Linked DNA regions of Homo sapiens: region 1 is linked to region 2. A link is an interaction called in ENCODE POLR2A ChIA-PET data of the cell type or tissue named here. Cell type or tissue: PC-9. All regions are shown on one strand. Links, peaks and the distances in the headings refer to the core of each region. The heading gives the core; the rest is flanking DNA.

Evidence for each region. ChIA-PET counts read pairs that join two places held together with the same protein. Peaks named below come from ENCODE experiments on the same cell type or tissue, not always from the same donor. Only the 100,000 strongest peaks of a DNase experiment are listed, where the experiment ranks them.
Region 1: POLR2A ChIA-PET joins it to region 2 with 5 read pairs; 3 of 35 experiments call an interaction of 5 or more read pairs at or near these places.

The regions. Positions count from the first base shown.
Region 1 is chr9:81,821,506-81,830,124 of GRCh38, forward strand. No RefSeq gene overlaps it. Among named protein-coding and RNA genes, the nearest start is that of SPATA31D4, 100 kb to the right of the region's middle. In PC-9, for the core only: no CTCF peak of the experiment used is centred there; DNase peaks (open chromatin) are centred at 3,756, 4,496 and 6,646; H3K4me3 peaks cover 714 bases; H3K27ac peaks cover 2,066 bases.
Region 2 is chr9:81,705,148-81,713,766 of GRCh38, forward strand. The region is part of intron 1 of TLE1-DT (TLE1 divergent transcript); the gene reads left to right. Among named protein-coding and RNA genes, the nearest start is that of TLE1-DT, 20 kb to the left of the region's middle. In PC-9, for the core only: no CTCF peak of the experiment used is centred there; DNase peaks (open chromatin) are centred at 3,757, 4,164 and 7,014; H3K4me3 peaks cover 1,216 bases; H3K27ac peaks cover 2,456 bases.

The DNA.
Region 1 (8,619 bases), core at 1,685-6,684, 120 kb after region 2:
CAAACTCCTGACCTCAGGTGATCCACCTGACTTACCCTCCCAAAGTGTTGGGATTATAGGCGTGAGCCACTGTGCCCAACCTCGAGTGATCATTTAAGACACCCCTGTATGCATGCATGCTGGTTTGAAATCCAGGGGACACACCACTTCAGCCTAGCCTCTCTGCTGTCTGTATCACGGAGGACTCACAGACCTAGTTTAATTGTATGCTTCTTACATATTTCAAGGCTGACACAGGAACAGCAATAAGAGGCCTGTGGTTGAAACCACATCGTTTTCATCACAGTGGAAAAAAAATAAGGTCATTGCAGGTTTGGAGCATGGTTAGGTTTGAGCCTGCCCACATTATTTTATTCATGTTAAAATATAAAGAGATGGCCGGGCGCGGTGGCACACGCCTGTAATCCCAGCACTTTGGGAGGCCGAGGCGGGCGGATCACGAGGTCAGGAGATCGAGACCATCCCGGCTAAAAAAACGGTGAAACCCCGTCTCTACTAAAAATACAAAAATTAGCCGGGCGTAGTGGCGGGCGCCTGTAGTCCCAGCTACTTGGGAGGCTGAGGCAGGAGAATGGCGTGAACCCGGGAGGCGGAGCTTGCAATGAGCCGAGATCGCGCCACTGCACTCCAGCCTGGGCGACAGAGGGAGACTCCGTCTCAAAAAAAAAAAAAAAAAAAAAAAAAAAAAAAAATATATATATATATATAAAGAGATGAGAAACATATTGAACGAGAGGACAGAAGTTAATTTATTTCTGGGCCTTCCCCTCTCTGCAATATCCTCCCACCCACTTTTAGCTGGAGGGTGAGCCCTCTCTGCCAGCCCTTCTCCCCCTCCACCTTTGGGGTTTTGTTTTTCTTTTTTTTTTTCAATTTGTTAAGATGCTGAAATCTGCTTTGTGTGATTTATGAAGGAACTTGAAGCGATTAGTTTCACAGTGCATGAAAATTCCTCAGGTTCAGGGGGGGATGGCCAATCTGTTACACTGTTTGCCGTGGACTGGGTGGGAACTTGAGCAGCTCGGAGCCATAAGGAGATTGTGTTGAGTTATTAAACACTTGTGGTAAAGCTGCTTATTGTTAATTCCCCGATGTCCTGCTGAAGCGATAGGATAAAATCAGATCGGATTAGATCAAAGAGCCTGGGAGCCAGCCTTTGGAGCAGATTCATTTAATCAATAAAGAGACCTCCTGAGAGACAGGGAGAGAATGGGCAGTGCTGGTGGCTCAGGGATTAAGACCGGGTTGGGGGAGTTATGGGAAAGAAACAACAGTTTATACATAGATATTTCTCCCCTTTTTTAGAGGTGTAATTCTCTTCTCAAATATTTTAGCCACACTCAGCAAAGTGTATAAACATTTCTTTAAGATTCCATGACTCCAACCCTCCATTGCTCCAAAAATGCCCTATAAGTCAGGAAGTTAGAGAGAAAAAAACCACCAAAAAAACAACTTCTGTTCCATAAAAGGTATTTCAACAAAAGCAATTTAGGCTTAAGTGATTCCCCAAGAAACATTAATCCTTTATGAGTCAATCTGCAAAATTTCCTATTGTTCTTTTGTGAGGAGAAATAATAGAGAAACACCAAAAGGCCAAAGTCTAGCTCCACCCCGCTCTTTGTATTCTCCTCACTGCCCACCTCCCAGCCCCCACCAGTAATTATAAGGCATTGTGTATTAAGAGGTATGATGTGGCTTCCTTCATCCATGATTAACACTTACACCAATGCATATTCATTCATCTCTTAGCCCTACCAAACCCTGCTAAAATGAGGACTTGCCAATAAGGAAGTCACACCCATTAGAAAGTTAACCACAGAAAATGAGAGAAAAAATGAAGGATAGAGCAAATTAAGGATGCGAGTCCCTCAATGGTTATTGGCCTTAATGGTGTTATAAAAATGATGTCGGCTTTTACCAGGAATAATTTATATTCTGAATTAAATAAGGATATGTATCTATAAATCCATTCTATAAAACTTAATTTTCCATCTAGATAGGCTGATTACTTTGGGCTCGGCATACCTTTACCGGTTGTTAATTACTGCGGGATGGTTTAACACTATTTTCCAAATCAGCATGCATGCATAAAATGACTGCAATCCAATTTGACACATTATTAGTGATGATTATTGTCATAGATAAATTAGATTGAACAGAAAATAACCTTCATCCTTAGCATGTTTTAGCTCTCAGAATTAATGTGATTTGGTGAACACATATAAATAAAAATCTGACGAGTCCCTGCTGACTACAGGGCCTGTTGGTGCTGAAGTGTATCAATTTCATGCAGATGATGAATTCCTTAAGCATTCAGTGATAATCATGCTTGATTTGACAAGACTTTCTCATGCTATTTTAGGGCCTTAATTTTCTGTGAAGTTCTGTCAAGTGCTCATCAAGCACCCACTTATCTCCGTATCTTAACCTGGCAGCCAATCACAAGGTTGCCTAACAGTACAGCTACGGAGTGCCAGCCCATTAATATTCGGGTCACGTGACTGTCCAAGGAGAGAAACCAATCAATGGCTGATTAACATTCAGGTCACATGACTCCCGAGGAGAGTAAATGAGTTACACAGTAAGACATCAAACAAATTTTCATCTTGAAAGAGTGATTGCTTTTTCTGCTGCTGTGATGTTTGTCAAATTCGCTCTAGCCTTGTCCAATTAAGCTCCATGAGCTGAATTAATAATGAAGAGATGTAAGCACCGAGCCAGCATGAGCGCTGCGATCTGTGCCACGTAATAAGAACTGCTTAAAAAAAAAAAAAAAAAAATCCTACAATGATTGAAAAATCACATCTGGATAACTGGAATAATTGCTTTTGCAATCTTGATGCTGTTTTGTAATCTCCAGTGCAAAGTGTGAACTGGAGTATGCTGGGACATGGCACTGAGCTGGCATTGTACTTCAAAGATGAATGTGTTCTTGAGTTTAGAATGATTTTAAAGGCATTACACAAATACATGTTAATTGGATTATTGTTTGTGACCATAGTAATGAATTTCATTTGCACACTCAATTATGCTCTGGGGCTTTCTGGAGGTATGATCTTTCAAGGTTTTTTAAACTGGCTCATGCCTGTAATCCCAGCACTTTGGGAGGCCGAGGCAGGAAGATCATGAGGTCAGGAGATCGAGACCATCCTGACTAACACAGTGAAACCCTGTCTCTACTAAAATACAAAAAAAATTAGCCGGGCATGGTGGTGGGCGCCTGTAGTCCCAGCTACTGGGGAGGCTGAGGCAGGAGAATGGCGTGAACCCGGGAGGTGGAGCTTGCAGTGAGCCAAAATCGTGCCACTGCCCTCCAGCCTGGGTGGCAGACTGAGACTCCATCTCAAAAAAAAAAAAATTTTTTTTTAAACTGTCAGAAGAGGGGAAGGAAATTATTCTCTATTCTTGTATCTTGGGTGAAGAAAAGACTGAACTAAGTCCTCAGAGAGAATTAGAGTGTTGGTGTGGGTGTGTGGGTGTGTGCTTCTCATTTTATTAACATGCAGAGGTTGATAAATTAAATTCACTGAATTATTTCAAAATGCACATGTGAACCCAGTGAAAATTTTCAGAAAAAGGCAGATGCTCTCTTGCTGTTGATAGCCAGTGACAGCTTTCTTGTAGTTTCAGGGAAAGTTCTATTCAATCACAAAGTCAATTGCATTTCAGCACAGATACACTACTAAATTCAGGTGACATGTTTAGAATAGAGACCCTATGACTAATAAAGCTTTCATTCTTTCCCTGAAGGGAGTGAGACTTGACTAATGGTTTTGGAATTATCAAAGAGTGTCAAATCCCACTTATTAAGTTCCAGCATGAAATTAGCTAAATTCCCAAAGGCCTTTCTAAAACAATATAGTCAAATAAAAGGTGTTGGGCGTGCTGGAAAGAGTGTTAAAACCAGTTACTTGGAAGTGATGAGAAATAAATCTAACCATAGGCAGGAGGCAATGTTTATGTATACAGTTAATAACCTTCTTAATGGGACTTCTTGGCTTGGTGATTCCCGGACGGGGAGGAAAGTGAGATGTGGAGCACAGGGTAGGCGAAGGGCCGTAAGTCAATTCCCAGCACTGTTAGTCAAGGATGGAAATTGCAAAGAGAGAAGCAATGAATTTAAAAGCCCCAGCAAGCTGAGAGAGTGGAAGGAGAAGATGAACTGTACATTTCGAGGAGGAGGGAATGAAGGTGGAAGGGGAATGGTTGCGAGTCCACATTGGATCATAATAAAGTAATTAAAGTTGATTTAGTCCAGAGAACAAGGGGCTCCATCATTTTTTCAGCATTGTCTCCTTAGGGTGAGTGAGGCCTGAAGGAGAGCATATTATAGAAGTGGTTTTATTCAAAAAAGCTAAAGTTGAGACCCCAACCACTAAGACTCAAATGGAATTTCAGATTCTTGTGAAAACGCAGTCCTGAGTTGGTATGAGAAGACCTGAGGTACCCAAGGTAATGTAAGTTGAATGGACATTCTTTTCCTCAATATTTTACCTCTGACTCACTTTGCAGTGAAGTGGCAGCCTGGAGCTCTACTTACATGCAGCTCACACACCATGGAGCCCCTTCCTACAAGCACCCCCACTTCCTGGCACTTGAGAGGCACAGAATGGAAGGTGGCTCCACGTTGTCCTCATCAGTTGGTTTTAGAAGGCCCTGAATAAAAGAGTATTCCACTTTCTGCATAACTTTACATAATTAATAGTTTTCCATGCAAACTACTGTTTGCAGTAATTGTTGTTTCAACAGCTGTTTTCATTAAATTGTAAAGCCCGCTGTGTCTAATCCTTTGAGCCCCACTATTGATAACAAGAACAGCTCTGAAGCTTGCTCTGGAGGAGGGTTCCCTGCCAAGCTGGAAAACTGTCATGAAGTTACTTGAAAAATAAGGCCTACAGTGGGACTGGTTGTGTAGCTAATCCATTAGGCTTTTCAAAAGAGCCATGCTCTGTCCCCTTATGGCTAAATTGACCCAACAACCAATCAATGCCTTTATTTGCTGAGTGGCTGCCCCCGAAGGGTCTTACAGCTGGGTCCAAGTCGTAATCAAAGCCTCCATCAGTACTGGGGCCCTGATGACATAAATGGCCCAACTTTCAACGCAGCTGGCCCAAGTCCAGTCACACCATTTTGAAGATACAAAGAGGCTGTGTTGCGCGGTGGAATTCATTTTCTTGTTTACTTCCTCCAGAAACAAGAGCATCATCAGCACGCTCAGTGCATCGGATCAGACCGCGGAGTTGTTGACAGAAGCTTGGCGAGGCCTGCCAGCTTTCCGCATGAAACGCTGGCTTTCTTCTCATACACCCCCTACCGTTTGTGTCTCTGCCAATTGTAGCACATCAGAGCGGCCATTGAGATAATGACCGTGAAGTCTCATGATACACTTTGATGAAGTGTAACATTTTTTAAAGGATTTTTGTCTGTGCCAAAATGATCGAGGCAGCTGACTAAAAATCGCCCCATCAAAATCAGGGCTGATGAACAGCAGGCGGAGGCAGGAGTCTCCCCAGAGAAGATGGGGGGATTTCGCAGCCAAAGTGTCTTTCTTTCCAGGTCTGTGTGCACCACAGATTCCTTTTTTAAAAAGTTGTCTTTGTTTCAGATGAATATATGTCAGTTGCTGATGCTTCAGCCTCCAACATTTTTTAATTCTTTTTTTTTTTTCTATCAAACCCCAGAAGATGCAGGGACTGATTCCTTTCTGACAGGTCCTTACTAATGACTTAGAACATAATGTTATTGTTAATAACTCCATCTTGCTTGGGAAAAGCATTCCAGAGCTCATCAGTGCAATAGCAGAGGTTTTCAGTCAGAAGCTGACTCTAGATTCGTGTTCATGTAACTTTGCCTTTCTCTAGTTTAGCAGGAATTGAGAGTAGGATACACAAAGTGGTTCTCAGCCAGGGAAAAACAAAATTAAGCTGGTAAAACATAGACAAAGATTCTGAGCTTCTTTGGGAGAAAAATCATATGTTTCATTTACTGCCTGGGTCCATCACGACTACCATTTATTGAACACCTGCTGAGTGAGGTGGGTGATAGGTGATAGTACCAGGTGATTTGGATTTTCACATAGTGTCCCTGACCTGCAGGACAACTCCATTTCCCAAGTGGAGAAACCAAGGCCCAAACGAGGAGCCTCAGTTGGGGCAATGTTAAGTGACTTGGCCAAGCCCAAACCAAAGAGCTGGGAAGTGGGAAGGCAGGTCTGACCCATGCACTTCCTTACAAGATGTGATCCCTTTCTATCTGTGGTTTGCTGTTTCCATTGTGCACCTGATATGGCTTATTAAATGGTGCCCAGTGGGAGAAAACAATTTGTGGTTGAACTGGTAAAGGCAATGAATCAAATGAATTTACAGTCTGCCACTCTGACCTCTTAGCTTTCTCGAAGGAAGACATTAGCTATGTGGCATCCTTTCATACGACTTAACAAACGTAGGCTCAGAAACCAGGTTTAAGTATGAAAGAAGCAGCAGTGAGGTTTTGGCTACCCTCTCTCCATCTGTAGTTTACCTTCTTACTCAAGGTTAAACCTTGGGACAGGTCTTACCCTTCTGAGGAAGTGAGAGCTGTGAACTCTAGGACTTCGCTGAATGTCATAACTAAAGAGACACCTGTATTTAAGTAAGTTTATGCAGAAACCACAAGTGGAAACCACAAGGGGGTTATGGGTCAGCTGCCTTTAGAATCTTTGCTTCTATATAAGAATATGCATGCACATATATATTCTTGGGTGCAGGACTATGTATTAGAGTGGGGCAGAGGTGGTAAATTAGGGGAAGAGTGAAGGTAAAGGAAGCCAGGGGTAGCTGGCTTAATCATGATAAAAACACTTATATTTGCATGTGCAGATGAGATTCCTTTGGGCTTCTTTTAAATGCCTTCATACTGTTCCCTAAGTACAGTCAAATAAAAGGTGACAAAAACTCAGACGACAGAACAAAAGAACCAAGCTAATTTTGTGCACACATTGCAAGCAGTAAACTGCAGAGCTTCACTACCCTCTTTCCAAAGAAAGTATATTTCAGGAGTCAAGATGGGTTCATCCCAGTTTGCATTTAGATTTTATTTTGCTAATTATTTGGATTTTAAAAAGGAACAGTGTCCCAAATCCAAGTTTTGCAGACAAGTTTAGGCAGTCAAATTTATACACCTGAGGCATTGTGAAAGAAAAAGGACAACAGCCTCTCTGGAGTTGGCAGAAATGTGACTAAGGCTTCTCATCCCATAGAAGGCAGGAAGGAGCTACATAGATCCATTTGCACAGGGAAACTTGTCTAATGGACTCAGAGATTTTCTGAGAGTTCTTTCAGCCTCCCTTCTATGCCAAAGTATGGGCATATGCATTTTATAACGGGAGAGTAGTCTATTGGGAGAATCCATCACAAACTCTTTATCTCATTTCAAACAGAAAGCACTAAGACTCCAAAGGCAAAGAGGCTCCTTCTTTCCTCCAGGAGCCCCTGAGTGAGGGAACCACACAAACCCATTTAACTTTAGAGAAAACTGTTACGATTTGTTTCAGCCTGTCTTCTTACCCTCACTTTGCTCATTTGTAGAATGATGGGTTTATATTCTCTGAATACCCCCCAGCACCAAAAGTTTCTAGTTTTTAAAGATTCTTTAAGTATAGACTAATGCCTTTCATTTCCACTGTTTCTAAGAGGATCAGGAAACTAACTGAATCAGTCCAAATTGACAAATAAAAAGATCTATTTGCTACTTTCCAAATATGCTGTACTTCTGAGCCTTTGCTCAAGTCTGTGTTTCTCAGAGTGAGGTCCCTGGACCCAGGCCATCAGCATCACCTGAAATGCAAATTCTCATGCTCCATCCCAGACTTACTGAATTCCTCTCCCTCTCTCTCAGCCCAGCCACCACGTAAACAAGCCCAGCTGTCCTGCTAGAGAGGTTCTGGGGTGAGGCTGCGAGGAGAAGAGCCTTGATTTGAAGCCTTAAGAGTGACCCTGAGCTAGAACCACCCAGTTAAGCTGTGTCTCCATTCCTGAGCCACAGAAACTATGAGATGATAAATGTTTATTGCTCTAAGTTGCTAAATTCGGAGGTAATTTGTTATGCGCCAATAGATAACTAAATACACAGGGCTTGCATGTTTTTGTATTCTCTAAAGCTCATAATGGGATGCTTTGCTCATAATAGGAGTTTATTATATGATTGCTGGAATTGAAGGAATTTTGCCTTGAGAAATTTTCAAGAGTAATTTCTCAGTTTAAAAGGGTTGTGTTCACTATAGGTTCCAGGAAAAGATGCCTGAATAAGTTACAGGAAAACAACAAAAAGGGTGGGGGTTGGAGGAACACAGAATGAAAGGAAGAAGGGAAAACGTAGTAAGTTTGAGGGAAACTGTATATTAGGCTTCTCCAGTCTTTGAGTTTTCCTGCAGTTTCTCCAACTTATGAAATAAGGGAGTTTTTTTTCTTTTTTTTTTAAGAGACAGAGTCTTGGTTTATCACCCAGGCTGGAGTGCAGTGGTGTGATCATAACTTACTGCAGCCTGGAACTTTTGGGCTCAAGCAATCTTCCCGCCTCAGCCTTCTGCCTCAGTCTCCTGAATAGCTGAAACTATAGGCGTGTGCCACCAAGCCCATAATT
Region 2 (8,619 bases), core at 2,265-7,264:
TTCTCTGGCCTCAGCCTCTCAAGTAGCTGGGATTACAGGCATGCACCACCATGCCAGACTAATTTTTGTATTTTTAGTAGAGATGCGGTTTCGCTATGTTGGCCAGGCTGGTCTTGAACTCCTGGCCTCAAGTGATCCACCTGCCTCAGCCTCCCAAAGTGCTAGGATTATACGTGTGAGCCACCACGCCTGGCCTAACCCAATTATCTTTTAACTCAACAATTCTCTGTCTACCAGGAGACTCCTAGAACCTCTTCTTTGTGTCTTTTTTCATTTGAAATCTTTCCTTTGAAATCAGGCCTACTTTAGAAAGACGAAAAAAAAAATCAAAATACAAAACCTTCATTTGTGAAAAATGAAAGAAAAGGAGAAGGGATTTTTCTCTAGATTTAGCTTTTCTCAGTAAGGAAATATTAGACCATCAGGTAATCAATCTTGGCTACACAGTTCAAGCAAAAAACAAAACAAACAAAAACCATAGATTGCTTAGCACTGCTGTATCCCTAGACGAATTCTACCAGCTTTTACATTGCTATTACTCCCTTCCCCATTGCAGCCATTTAAGAAAATTTCTATTTGGGAAGATAGAACAAAGCCTATCTTTATGCTGTAAGCAGTGCCTAGCTCTCAGATTTGGAGGAGGGGAGAAGAGAAAGGAATAATGAACAAGGAGGAGGAGAAGGTGGTATTTAGTTTCTGCTTAAATTTCACTTAGTAAGAATTTCTTCAGTGTCAAATGGGGAGGCATCCTTAGGATTTGCAGTTTGTTATATGTCATCCAATGTTTTCAGATACATTCTTTGGAATATATTCCTCTTTTTTCGATAGGTATATTCACATAATAATACATTAGCAGGCATTAGGAACAGCATGGACTGGAAGGTCCACGATTGTACCAGGCTAGAGCTAGGAAACTTTTTTTATTTATTTTATTTATTACTTATTTATTATTTTTATTTTATTTATTTATTTATTTATTTTTGAGATGGAATCTCGTTCTGTCACCAGGCTGGAGTGGAGTGGCGCAATCTCGGCTCACTGCAACCTCCACCTCCCAGGTTTAAGCAATTCTCCTGCCTGAGCCTCCCGAGTAGCTGGGATTACAGGCACGTACCACCACACCTGGCTAATTTTTGTATTTTTAGTAGAGATGTCATTTCACCATGTTGGCCAGGATGGTCTTTATCTCTTGACCTTGTGATCTGCCTGCCTCGACCTCCCAAAGTGCTGGGATTACAGGCATGAACCACCATGCCCAGCCTACTTTTTAAATATATATACAGGGTCTTGCTCTGTCACCCAGACTGGAGTGCAGTGGCACAATCATAGCTCACTGCAGCCTCGACCTCCTGGGCTCAAGAGATCCTCACACCTCAGCCTCCCAAGTAGCTGGGACCACAGGTGTGTACCACCATGCCTGGCTAATTTTTTTTTTTTTTTTTTTGTCAGAGTCTCACTCTGTAGCCCAGGCTGGAGTGCAGTGGTACCATCTTGGCTCACTGCAACCTCCGCCTCCAGGGTTCAAGCAATTCCCCTGCCTCAGCCTCCTAAGTAGCTGGGACTACAGGCATGTGCCACCATGCCTGGATAATTTTTGTATTTTTAGTAGAGACAGGGTTTCACTATGTTGGCCAGGCTGGTCTTGAACTCCTGACCTCGTGATCCTCCCACTTCAGCCTCCCAAAGTGCTGGGATTACAGGCATGAGCCACCACGCCCGGCTTAATTTTTGTATTTTTTGTAGAGACGGGGTTTCATCATGTTGTCCAGGCTGGTCCCAAACTCCTGAGCTCAAGCAATCCACCCACCTTGGCCTCTCAAAATGCTGGGATTACAGGTGTAGAGCCACTGTACCAGGCCTAATTTTTCAACTTTTTGGAGAGATGAAGTCTCACTATATTGCTCATGTTGGTCTTGAACTTCTGGGCTCAAGTGATCCTCATACCTCAGCTTCTTAAAGTGGTGGGATTACAGGTATGAGCCACTGCACCCAGCCCTAGGAAGCTCTTTCATAAGGAGGGAATATTCTATTCCCCATCATCCTTTTGGATTGAAGATAGCAGCCAAGATGGTATTAGGAAAAGGTGGGAAGGTAGTGATGGTGGTGGTGGTGGCAGGTGGAAGGGATTAATGTTGAGAATTGTTATTTCCATTGCAAAAAGAGCCTGATGTGTTTTATGAATACTATCATTCTCAGTTCTTGAAAAATACTCTGATAGGACACTGCCTAGTTCTACAATCTCAACAGATAATTAGTAAGTACCCCAAGTTGGAATTAGTTTCACTGAGTTTAGCTCAGAGGTCTGTATAGAAAAAAAAAAAAACAGTTCTTTCACAGGTACAAGGAATGGTAGGGAAGCAGCCTCTTCTTAAGTTGGCTTTGGGACCCAGAAAAGTGCAAATAGTTTGCAGTTTGCTAGTGGCTAGATGGCGTCCAGCAAGCCTTTAAAATAAATAGAATAAATAGGCCATACCGTCCTGAATGCGCCCCATCTTGTCATAAAATAAATAGAATTTCTTTAGTGAAGCATTTTCTCCCCAAAAGCTATGACAATTCTTTTAGGGGCTAATGGCCTTCTCATCGAAGTCCAGCTGTACACCTCTCATGGTCCTCGTAGAATTCAAACTCCTGGGCTGTTGGTCCTTAGTAGGTGGACATTGTCTAATCCCTTACTCATCAAGATTTAGCTGCCCCATATCCACTTTCAAGGATGGGCGTGTATGCGTTAATGAAAGTTAAAGTTTTCAAGCATAATCTGTTCCAGGTAACAAGTTATCAGCCAATATGTTTATTTAGATCTACCAAAAAATACAGTTCTCTTCTAGGTATTGAGGACATAAGGAACTATTACATAAATGTTAATTCTTCTCTCAAAACATACAGGATAGCCAGGAATCCAAAACTCATACTTTAAATTATAAGTAATAGTAGAAGACTATCACAGAATATATGCTACGGATCAAATAAGGGTTAGCTTCAGAGAGCGCTGGATGAACTAGTGAGGCCATGTGACTTGAAATGGTGTCATGAGTGTCACTGAGTCTTGATGCTGTGCTCCTGGAAGAACACAACCAAATGAAGACAATTTTACTCGTGGAAAATGGCTCTCCTATCTACGCAGGCTAAAAAAAAAACCACAGATATATCTTCATGAAAAATAATCTGGCCGTTGTGCTAGGCCTAAGCAACTGTTTCTGAACTTTTCCAATAATACTCGTTTTCTACGTGTTAATTATTTCCAAATACTTATTAGCACTAAAGGTATAAAAACTTATGGCATGAAAATTTAAATTTAAAAATTTCTATTTGTTAACCTAATTTGGGCCAGGTGAGGTGGCTCACACTTGTAATCCCAACACTTTGGGAGGCCAAGGCTGGAGGATCACTTGAGGCCAGAAGTTCAAGACCAGCCTGGGCAATAATAGAGTGAGACACTCATCTCTACAAAAAGAAAAAAAAAATAGCTGAGTTTGGTGGCACACGCCTATATTTCTAGCTAGTTGGGAGGCTAACACAGGAAGATGGCTTGAGCCCGGGAGTTGAAGTTTACAGACAAAGTGAGACCCTGTCTCTAAAATTAGATTATAAATAAATAAATAGAATAAAAAGAGAAGGTCAATCAGAAGATATTAGGATCTCTATTACCCAGGAGCAGCAGAAAAGCCTGGGAAGGAAGCACTCTCTCTCTTGAGCTCACAGACAGTAGAAGCAACATAGTATTAGCACGTTTTAGATAAGTACAAGATTTGTCAAGTTGAACAATATATGCTCTGGTTCTTACCTAACATCTTTTTCTTCACTTCTAGTTCTTAAAGATGTTGAAACAGGCCCGGTATGGTAGCTCACGCCTGTAAACCCAGCACTTTGGGAGGCCGAGGTGGGTAGATCACAAGGTCAGGAGGTCAAGACCAGCCTGGCCAAGATGGTGAAACCCCGTCTCTACTAAAACAAAAATTAGCCAGGCGTGGTAGCGGGCACCTGTAATCCCAGCTACTCGGGAGGCTGAGGCAGAGAATTGCTTGAACCTGGGAGGTAGAGGTTGCAGTGAGCCGAGATTGCAACATGCACTCCAGCCTGGGCGACAGAGCCAGATTCCTTCTCAAAAAAAAAAAAAAAAAAAAAAAAGATATTGAAACAGCTTGAAGCAAGACCTGTTCTTTCTAGGGTTCTCAGTCTCTTTTGGAGTTAGTTTCGGTGGGCTTTACCAACGGAAGGGAGAGGTAAACATGGCTGGAGGGTATGCCTGGCAGTAGATTTGGGAGAGGGAATTTCTTCTCCTGCACATCTAAAATGGCTCTAGCGCCCTCTCCCCCTCCCCCTCCCCCTCCCCCTCCCCCTCCCCCTCCCCCTCCCCCTCCCCCTCCCCCTCCCCCTCCCTCTCCCTCTCCGTCTCCCTCTCGCTCTCCGTCTCCCTCTCGCTCTCCCTCTCCCCACGGTCTCCCTCTCATGCGGAGCCGAAGCTGGACTGTACTGCTGCCATCTCGGCTCACTGCATCCTCCCTGCCTGATTCTCCTGCCTCAGTCTGCCGAGTGCCTGCGATTGCAGGCACGCGCCGCCACGCCTGACTGGTTTTGGTGGAGACAGGGTTTCGCTGTGTTGGCCGGGCCGGTCTCCAGCCCCTAACCGCGAGTGATCCGCCAACCTCGGCCTCCCGAGGTGCCGGGATTGCAGACGGAGTCTCGTTCACTCAGTGCTCAATGGTGCCCAGGCTGGAGTGCAGTGGCGTGATCTCGGCTCACTACAACCTACACCTCCCAGCCGCCTGCCTTGGCCTCCCAAAGTGCCGAGATTGCAGCCTCTGCCCGGCCGCCACCCCGTCTGGGAAGTGAGGAGTGTCTCTGCCTGGCTGCCCATCGTCTGGGATGTGAGGAGCCCCTCTGCCTGGCTGCCCAGTCTGGAAAGTGAGGAGCGTCTCCGCCCGGCCGCCATCCCATCTAGGAAGTGAGGAGCACCTCTTCCCAGCCGCCATCACATCTAGGAAGTGAGGAGCGTCTCTGCCCGGCCGCCCATCGTCTGAGATGTGGGGAGCGCCTCTGCCCCGCCGCCCCATCTGGGATGTGAGGAGCGCCTCTGCCCGGCCGAGACCCCGTCTGGGAGGTGAGGAGCGTCTCTGCCCGGCCGCCCCGTCTGAGAAGTGAGGAGACCCTCTGCCTGGCAACCACCCCGTCTGAGAAGTGAGGAGCCCCTCCGCCCGGCAGCCACCCCATCTGGGAAGTGAGGAGCATCTCTGCCCAGCAGCCACCCCGTCCGGGAGGGAGGTGGGGGGGGGGGTCAGCCCCCCACCCGGCCAGCCGCCCCATCCGGGAGGGAGGTGGGGGGTCAGCCCCCCCCGCCCGGCCAGCTGTGCCATCCGGGAGGGAGGTGGGGGGGTCAGCCCCCCTCCCGGCCAGCCGCCCCGTCCGGGAGGTGAGGGGCGCCTCTGCCCGGCCGCCCCTACTGGGAAGTGAGGAGCCCCTCAGCCCGGCCAGCCACCCCGTCCGGGAGGGAGATGGGGGGGTCAGCCCCCCCACCCGGCCAGCCGCCCCGTCCGGGAGGGAGGTGGGGGGGTCAGCCCCCCGCCTGGCCAGCCGCCCCGTCCGGGAGGGAGGTGGGGGGGTCAGCCCCCCGCCCGGCCAGCCGCCCCGTCTGGGAGGTGAGGGGCGCCTCTGCCCGGCCGCCCCTACTGGGAAGTGAGGAGCCCCTCTGCCCGGCCAGCCGCCCCGTCCGGGAGGGAGGTGGGGGGGTCAGCCCCCCGCCCGGCCAGCCGCCCTGTCCGGGAGGGAGGTGGGGGGGTCAGCCCTCCGCCCGGCCAGCCGCCCCGTCTGGGAGGTGAGGGGCGCCTCTGCCCGGCCGCCCCTACTGGGAAGTGAGGAGCCCCTCTGCCCGGCCAGCCGCCCCGTCCGGGAGGGAGGTGGGGGGGGTCGGCCCCCCGCCCGACCAGCCGCCCCATCCGGGAGGGAGGTGGGGGGGTCAGCCCCCCGCCCGGCCAGCCGCCCTGTCCGGGAGGGAGGTGGGGGTGTCAGCCCCACGCCCGGCCAGCCGCCCCGTCCGGGAGGGAGGTGGGGGGGGTCAGCCCCCCTGCCCGGCCAGCCGCCCCGTCCGGGAGGTGAGGGGCGCCTCTGCCCGGCCGCCCCTACTGGGAAGTGAGGAGCCCCTCTGCCCGGCCAGCCGCCCCGTCCGGGAGGGAGGTGGGGGGGGGGTCAGCCCCCCCCGCCCGGCCAGCCGCCCCGTCCGGGAGGTGAGGGGCGCCTCTGCCCAGCCACCACCCCGTCTGGGAGGTGTGCCCAACAGCTCATTGAGAACGGGCCAGGATGACAATGGCGGCCTTGTGGAATAGAAAGGCGGGAAAGGCGGGGAAAAGATTGAGAAATCGGATGGTTGCCGTGTCTGTGTAGAAAGAAGTAGACATGGGAGACTTTTCATTTTGTTCTGCACTAAGAAAAATTCCTCTGTCTTGGGATCCTGTTGATCTGTGACCTTACCCCCAACCCTGTGCTCTCTGAAACATGTGCTGTGTCCACTCAGGGTTAAATGGATTAAGGGCGGTGCAAGATGTGCTTTGTTAAACAGATGCTTGAAGGCAGCATGCTCGTTAAGAGTCATCACCAATCCCTAATCTCAAGTAATCAGGGACACAAACACTGCGGAAGGCCGCAGGGTCCTCTGCCTAGGAAAACCAGAGACCTTTGTTCACTTGTTTATCTGCTGACCTTCCCTCCACTATTGTCCCATGACCCTGCCAAATCCCCCTCTGTGAGAAACACCCAAGAATTATCAATAAAAAAATAAATTAAAAATAAATAAATAAATAAATAAATAAATAAATAAAATAAAAAAAAAAAAGCTAAAAAAAAAAAAAAAAAAAAAAAAAAAAAAAAAAAAAATAAAATGGCTCTAGCAGAGCCCTCTTTGCCCTCATACTTCCGTCCCCTTTGTACCTTCCACTTGACTACCCCCTCACCACCCTGCATTCCCCTCAGTATACTAATCTGGGCCACATTTATCAGCGTGTGTCATTACTGTTCATTAAAGTTGAGAAACCACATTCCATTTTACTCTTTCTTACCTCCTGCCACCCCAAAGGATCAAGCTAGTCTTCCTTGTACATTCTGATGCTGCTTAGACTCAGGAAAGAAACAGAAGTGGAATGCCCTGCTCAGGAGTTCCGGCCTTGGCCATATCTTCTCCTAAAAATTAACCAGAGTTGGCCGGGTGCAGTGGCTCATGCCTGTAATCCCAGCAGTTTGGGAGGCTGAGGTGGGCAGATCACGAGGTCAGAAGTTCGAGACCAGCCTGGCCAACATGGTGAAATGCTATCTCTACTAAAAATACAAAAATTAGCCAGGCGTGGTGGTGGGCGCCTATAATCTTAGTTACTCAGGAGGCTGAGGCAGGAGAATCGCTTGAAACCAGAAGGCAGAGGTTGCGGTGAGCCTAGATCAGGCCACTGCACTCCAGCCTGGGTGACAATGTGAGACTCTATCTCAACACACACACACACACACACACACACAAAATTAACCACAGCTGCACTAATTTGGGGAGGAGGTAGAAGTCAAGCTGTTTATACACTTACCAAGCTAGTTCTTTCTTCCCCCTCTGGCTCTAGTTCAGAATGTGTCTCTTCAGCAAAGATCCCTAGAGGACCAGAGAGGGGAATGACAGGAGCTGTGCATCAGAACTCTTCTCTGAAGCTCTCATATTTGAGGACACTGTCAGCCAATGCTACTGCTTTAATATTAGCGACTGACACTAATAGGCGAAGGAGAGGCAAAGGAATACAGTCCCAACAGAGCCCAACAGTAGACTGGCTGTACCTTTGTAAATATTGAACTAAGAGCCATAAAATATTTTACCTTTCCTAATTCAATAATCCCACTGTTGGAACTGCATCCTGAGAAAACAATTCAAATTAAGACAAGAGAATTCTAATGATACCTACTGCCAATATCTTAGTATCTGAATGCCATTACCCATGAGAAGGTACCAGAGCTCCTTGGAGACATGGCTGATTCAGATCTGGGGCAAGGAAACCTCGTGGTGTGTGTCAGAAAGGAAAATGATACTTAGAGGAGGAACGGTTTTGGGTAGAGAGGTGTTGAATTCTGTTTTGGATTGAGCTGTAGGTACCCGGGAGATGTACAGCTGGAGATGATCAGTGGTACTATACAGATTTGGGTGTTGATTTATACCTGTGTATCAAATCAGATAATCAGTGTTGAAAATTTTCTTGTGCCACCTTGCAGAAGAATTCTCTCTGATGCTTGGCGAAAATGCAGATTTCTAGGTCCCACCTCAGAGGATGAGGCAACTGCATTTTAAAGATGTTCTGATGCTCTCCAAGTGACTTTTTTTTTTTTTTTCTTCAGACGGAGTCTTGCTCTGTTGCCCAGGCTGGAGTGCAGTGGCGTGATCTTGGCTCACTGCAACCTCTGCCTACCGGGTTCAAGCCATTCTCCTGTCTTAGCCTCCCAAGTAGCTGGGATTACAGGCACCTGCCACCGCGCCCAGCTAATTTTTGTATTTTTAGTAGAGACAGGGTTTCACCATATTGGTCAGGCTGGTCTCAAACTCCTGACCTCAGGTGATCCACCCGCCTTGGCCTCCCAAAGTGCTGGGATTACAGGTGTGAGCCACCA